Linked DNA regions of Homo sapiens: region 1 is linked to region 2. A link is a contact called in ENCODE Hi-C data. All regions are on one chromosome and are shown on one strand. Each heading gives the region's core, a stretch centred on a gene start or an enhancer-like site at or near the end of the contact. The rest is flanking DNA. Distances are from core to core; before and after follow the strand shown.

What was found. Hi-C counts contacts between places; a loop is a spot of excess contacts on that map. Pooled maps may share reads with other maps.
Region 1: a loop to region 2 is called in a map of naive thymus-derived CD4-positive, alpha-beta T cell, with 3 times the contacts of the local background. The contact joins two enhancer-like sites. A Hi-C loop is called at or near these places in 3 of 168 maps with a recorded cell type or tissue (heart right ventricle, naive thymus-derived CD4-positive, alpha-beta T cell and sigmoid colon) and 6 of 50 pooled maps.

Annotation. Positions count from the first base shown.
Region 1 is chr1:61,640,437-61,643,805 of GRCh38, forward strand. The region is part of intron 2 of LOC107984964 (a long non-coding RNA gene); the gene reads left to right. Among named protein-coding and RNA genes, the nearest start is that of TM2D1, 83 kb to the right of the region's middle. RefSeq lists enhancers at 1,268-1,317, 1,528-1,577. Within about 2 kb of position 1,420, at least 22 of the 41 ENCODE cell types and tissues checked have a DNase peak (open chromatin) inside an H3K27ac peak, as active enhancers do; they include heart right ventricle, where a contact is called at or near this core.
Region 2 is chr1:60,988,259-60,991,419 of GRCh38, forward strand. No RefSeq gene overlaps it. Among named protein-coding and RNA genes, the nearest start is that of NFIA-AS2, 19 kb to the left of the region's middle. Within about 2 kb of position 1,878, at least 12 of the 41 ENCODE cell types and tissues checked have a DNase peak (open chromatin) inside an H3K27ac peak, as active enhancers do; they include heart right ventricle, where a contact is called at or near this core.

The DNA of each region.
Region 1 (3,369 bases), core at 170-2,669, 650 kb after region 2:
ATACTAGCAGCTTGATTTGTCCACAGTCACTTGTGCCAGGTAGAGAATCCTAATTCGTGTAGGCCCAAACCAACAAGAACCTCTTGATGTGACTACTGCCTGAGTATTGCAGTGTTCGTGGGAGCTTTAAGTTTACCTATCCAGATGGGAGAACCTCTTTCCCGAAATTCATAAGCAGTCCCACAACTCCGCCAATGCTACAGGACCCAGCTTTCTGAGGCACCTAGAAAGACATGGCAGTGGCCCAAGGTGATGCTTAGGTGGGCTGGCGAATGCACACAATAGAATGTCTGTCTGTGACATTTAATCTCACTCTGGCAAACTGGTGCAGCTGCCCTTGTACAACAAACGGGAAGGCACAGTGAGTGACCACCACCAAAAACAAACAAAACAAGTGTGTGCGTGCGTGTGAGCTTTAAAATTTAATAGCTATTCAGACAGTCCTTAGAGAAGGAATTGGCAGCTTCGGCCTCCAAGACTGCTCCCCCACCTGTCTCCAGGCACTGCAAACACAGCTGTGTAAGAAGGAGACAGTCAACGCTTCCAAGGAAAGAAATAGTGCAGTCTTGGGGGTGGGGTGATGATGAGAGCACCTTTCTCACAAACCCACGTGGGACAGGGCCTTGTCTAGCAACCGCAAAAATAATCGAGCAGGACGTGGTCAATCAAGCTCTTTATAAAACCTCATGTTAAGTAAAATCATTCAAGATCCAACTCAATGGCCACCTTAAACCCATGTTTTAAAAGCATGAGACAGAGCACACAATTCATGCTCAAAGGAGAACGAGGTAGCATGCATGCTGGCAAGACGCGCATTCAGGTTTGCTCCCGGTATCAAGATGAGACGTAAAGACGATTTATGCACTGTCATAGAACTTGTAGTTCCTCACACAAAACACAGAACTTCCTGGGAAAGTGCCTAGAAACTTCTTTATCTGTATTTCCCCAGGCTGCAAAGTGCACACATTTTTAAAGTTCAACTCTTAAAAAAAAAAAAAAGTCAGCAGAGGCAAGATTTCAACAGACGCCGGTCCAAATGTTAGCAATTCTAGAGTGGTCAGGGGTTTGCCGCTCCCAAAAGTAAGGGGGAAATTAGAAGAAGGAAAGAAGTCGTTTTCGAAGACGAAAACCAAAGCAAGGAGGTATTTTTGGTATCATTTTAATCACAAAATAGCACGAATGCGGTCTGTGCCTGTGCGCTACCCAAACGTCGATTTGAATACCACTGAACGCTAGTTTGAAAATTTCCATTTTTGTAATTTGCTTTCTTTTGTTAAGCCAAGACTTGAGAGAAACCTGGCAGCCGTCTCTAAGTCTGGCACGATTTCACCTCAGACGCACTCGGTTGGTTTGGATGTTGAGGGAGACCGCACATGAGAGAGGGAGAAGGAGGAAAAGAGAGCTGGAGAGCAAACCTACCGCTCGGCGGCCGCCGCAGAGAGCAGGCCCAGGGCTTCTCAGCCGGGGGATCTGGCTCCACCTACAGGAATCAGAAGGCAAACCTAGTAGACGCCTCGGCGTCTGCAGGAACCCGGTGGGGGCTGGGGGAACTTTGATAATTGCCTAGAGAATTTCCTAGCCAGTAGGAATGGGGGTCGGTAGAAGTGGTAAGGATTGGGAAGCAGGGATTTCCATGACCAGATTACCCACAGTCATATCAGATTCAGCGATTCTTATTTGGAGGAGAAAAGGTATCATGTCACCTCCTATGACCTAGGAATTTTAACTGGTTCCAGGTAAACCCCATTTGAAAGCAAAGGCAGCACCTGGTCCCAGGACAGGCCCAGCACATAGCATGCTCAGGCAATAACATTTGAATGAATGAATGAATGAATGAATGAACTGAATAATCCAATCTATCAAATAACAGAAACCTAATATGATAAAAAGAAAACCAACCCCCAACCCCAACACTGTTTTTCAGGTATATGTATGAGTTGTCAGGCATTTTTGATGGCTAGTAATTACTACAAAAATCCTGCACCATGTAGGCTAGTCGTGTTCCACCTCCGATGTGCCAGAGCAGTGATTGAGTACCACCGATTTCATCCCATGCCCTCATTTGCCAACGAATAAACAGAAGCTTGAAGAGGTTAAATGCCTTTTCCCAGGTCAACCAGTTTGTTGGTGACAGAACTGGTTTGGGGCTAAATTTTCCTGACCTGTCTGGTATTTGTTTTCTAAGGGCAGGAGACTCATTTTGCATTGGCCTGCTGGATGCCCTCAGCCGATTAGCTCTCACAGGAGGAAGTTAGCTTCCCCCACCCACCTGTTGGCCTGTCCCTGGGCTTCTGCCCCAGCTTCTGCTCTGGGCCACAGCCTCTGCTCATGCTGCTCTACTCCAAAAATCAAACGCTGCCTGGAGCTAATGCCAATGGTTGCTAAACTTATGAATTCATTTCCTAAAGCCTGAGGGACAGAATCTTTGAGCCTGTGGTTTAGTAAGCTACAAACAGGCAGGTGCTTTGTTTTGGCAACACAGGTGTCTTATATACAATATCTCCTCCATCTATTTACCCAAAGCACTTAATAAGCAGTTACTGAGTTTCCCAATGATAGTTATAGAAGAAGATGTTATTTACCAATTGAAAAGGAATTTTTGCCGTAGGCAGTTAGCACTCAGTTTCCAGATGAAAAGGTGAAGATCCTTCTGGGAAGTGAGATGCTGTGTGCATTATGTGAGATGAATATGATCCAGGGAAAGATAGCAATTAAGCAGATCCAGATTCTTTTTTTTTTTTTTTTTTTTTTTGAGATGGAATTTCACTGTTGTTGCCCAGGCTTGAGTATAATGGCGCAATCTCGGCTCACCACAGCCTCCACCTCCCGGATTCAAGTGATTCTCCTGATTCAGCCTCCAGAGCAGCTGGGATTAGAGGCACCTGCCACCATGCCCGGCTAATTTTGTATTTTTAGTAGAGACGGGGTTTCTCCATGTTGGTCAGGCTGGTCTCAAACTCCCAACCTCAGGTGATCCACTAGCCTCGGCTTCCCAAAGTGCTGGGATTACAGGCGTGAGCCACTGTGCCCAGCCTAGCAGATCCAGATTCTAACCACAACCTGTCTATAAAATGGAACTAACACTGTCATGACCTCTGAATGGATTAAAAATTAATCATTATTATTAATCACAATATTAATAATAATGCTGAACTATTACTAAGTGCTTACTACATTCCAGGCTTTCAAATGACCACTTTACATGCATTGTCTAACTTATCCTCAGAGCAACCCCATGCGAGTTATAATTATTACCCCCATTTTACAGAACAAGAGAACTGAAGCTCAAAAGGGTTAAAATACTCACCTACAGTGACAGTTTACAATGGTAAGGCTAGTGGTTGGATCCCAACTCCTATCTGACTCGGG
Region 2 (3,161 bases), core at 628-3,127:
CATTCACCCTTTCTCTACCTGTCACGCTGTTAAGATCCCCAAAAAGGGATCTTGGCAGATGTTACCAGAGGCCTTTTTTTTCTTTCTTTTTTTTTTTTTTTTTTTGTAAACTCACATTCAAATTTTTATTCTACAAATAGGCTGGGGACAGGGCAGCATAGAGAAAGAGGGATTCTGGACCCAAGATGAATAGATGTTGGTCCTCCACCCTCAACCTGGTCACAGTCCAGTAAGGGACACACTGCTATGCCAGTAGTTGCAGCCATTGTGTTTGAAGCCTGAGCAGCCTCCTATGCCACATCGAGAGAGCTGAACCGGGGGTGTGCTGGTCAGTGTTAAACAACCAGCTGTCCAGGGGGAAAGAAGCCCTAATTTGCAGCTCTTACCAATTTCTGTGATGTAAATGCTTCCCACTTGATCAATTTCAAGCTGCCAACATGACCTCACGGAACAGAAGAGATGCGCAAGTAGCTCGCTGCCACACAGCCGCCATGGATGAAGTCACCTTGAGAGTCTGGAACATGGTAAAATATAATAAAGTAATTTGGAGGCAATGATTTTTGTGTATTTATTAACTGTTTTAAATATATTTTATTTAATTGAGAATTGATACCATTTAATTTTTAATAGTGGCTGTGTTTGACGACCAGCTTACAAAATTTCTGTAGCTTTTAACAGTTGGCCCTCATGAGCAGTTGCAATCCACTCCAGTGCACCACTGGGACGACTTCACTTGGATAGAGGGCTGACCAGTGCAACAGTGTCAGAACAGGGATTCCAGGTGGCAATTCAAGAGGCCAGATGTGAACTGACAGCTTACTTGAAGCCATCTGGAATGGTAAGAAATACAGGACTAGGCCAAGCCAATATTTACAGAGAGCTGAAAGCCAGACACATAGGAGATAAAGTCCTAACACTAGACCAAAAGAGCTGAAGGCAGACTTCACAAAGAACATGCAGATCAGAACAGGGCTGGGGCCAACTCCTGTTTAAAAAAAGAATAGTTCAGGAACAAGTGAGGAGGGTTTTGGAATGTGTCACAGATATCTGTGAGACCTACACCGCTCACATGTATTAGTGACTAATCATGATAATTGCTCAAGTTTATTGAGCACTTAATGTAGACCAGGTGCAGTTTTAAGTGCTTTACATAGTCGATCTCACTATTGATAGCTCCATTTTACAGATGCAACAGGCAGCCTAACCCCAGAGGAGACTGTGGTTGTACCTGCTATGCAGTACAGGTACATGTGTGTGTTAGACGGGTTTAAAATGTCATAGAGAAGGCAAAAAATACATGAAGAAATACTCCAAAGTGGAATAAACACCTGATTCCCAGACAATGCTCAAATACTTGGTGTAAAATAATATGTGCATTTAGAGATATCACCACAATTGACTACAAAGGGAGGAAGCAAATTGTTAAGTTCAGCAATGGTTGATCTTACCTTTGGTGAACCAGATGCACTGTGAATACACTGGGAGGAAATACAACTATAGTCCCTGCCTTCTTGAAGCCCCAGTTTTTACTCCCTCTTTCTCATACCCAACCATTGGAACTGACACTAAGAGCTGTCCTTGCTTCCTGAATCTCCTTCCTCCAATCACAGTGGCTTTGCTTCTCCTTTCTCCAAGGCCAGCAACTGCAAGTCAGCCCAACCTATGCCCAACCCCAGACCCTGGTCCAGCCCTTGTAGCCCAGCTTGAGCACAGCCCTGGGTCCTTGCTTGCCTGTGAAAGAATATTCCAGCCTGTGAGCTCCTTGAGGTTTTACGGGATTTCTTTCAGAGGACCCAGCCCAGTGCTGGGTGCAATAGATACATATTGAACTAAAAATAGAGGCTGCCTGAGCAGAGGGAAGACGTTATCACAGTTTCATATTTATTAGGCCTTTTCATTTTATGATTCACCACGTGGGACACAGGCCAACAGCCCCTCTTCCCTTAGGAAGTGGCCTTCTAACTCAGAATGACACAGTATTACATATTCCCAACAGGGAACCACAAATGCCTCACAAATGTTTCAGGCTGGCTGGAAGCTTTATATTGAGTCTCAAGGAGTGTTTTCTTTGCAGTTTTGTCTTTGAATAGCTGGTGCATGTGAGGAAGAACTATCAGGAAGGGCCATTATTGCGCATGTGCTGTGCTTCGGGGAAGTGAGTGTCAAGTCTCACCCACTGATCTGGGAAAGTTTCCATGAATTCATTTTCCTCTCACCCCCAGCGATGCTCTGTTTGCTAACTCAAGCAAGGGGAAAGGTCTGTTTTCAATTAGGACCTCTCAAAAAAGTGTTTTTAAATGGCCTGTAAAAATAATCCAATAAAGGCCTCAGAGGTGTGAGCTGTTGTCATCATCCTGTTTGGAAAACGTCACTCAGAATGCACCCTAAAGTGAGGGAGGGAGGTTGTGATGCCTTAAAAAAAATTAATTTGTGAAATGAACCTGCAGGATTAGTTGTCCGCCTTTGTGCCCAGCTTTAATATGTCCTCAACCAGGGAAATCCGAGGCTTTGGATTATTAGCCGGGTTGGATCACGTTACCCTGTTTGGCTCTGCAGAAATCACACTTTTCATTTTGCCTTTAATCCTAAAGGTCACCGGGAAGGTCAGCCCCAAACACAAATGATACTTTGTGGTCTTACTTTCAGACAATTATCAACTCATAAATCTTGGTCAGACTGTAATGAGAGCGCGAGGAATAATTGAATTCAGTCCAGACTCACAGGGTCGGAGGGAGCAGAGAACTGGAAGGGGAGGGGACAGACAGAGGGAGGGGGTTCAGGGCCTGGGAGCCAGAAAGTCTTCCCTCCAGCACTGCAGATTTTCCCATTTGTCCTTGTTAAATCACTGTGTTTTGAAATTTGGATGGATATGAGTGAAGCCATTAAAGATGGGGATGGTTCATTGGTAGCTCAGAAAATAGAGCGTAAGATTCTTAAAAGAGCACAAGTCTAAAGGCAGCAAGTTGACAAGAAGGAAAGACTAGAAAAGGAGTCAGGGGACTGAGGTGCTGAGTACCCCAGTTCAGCCAGTTTCCAGGCTGTGTGGCCCTGGGAGAACCATTTCACCTCTCTGTCCTGAGAATGGGGCTGCTGGCCCCTCCCACATCCCAAGATTGTCATAAGGATCACATGAGATAATAAACTGAAAAGTTTACAAACTC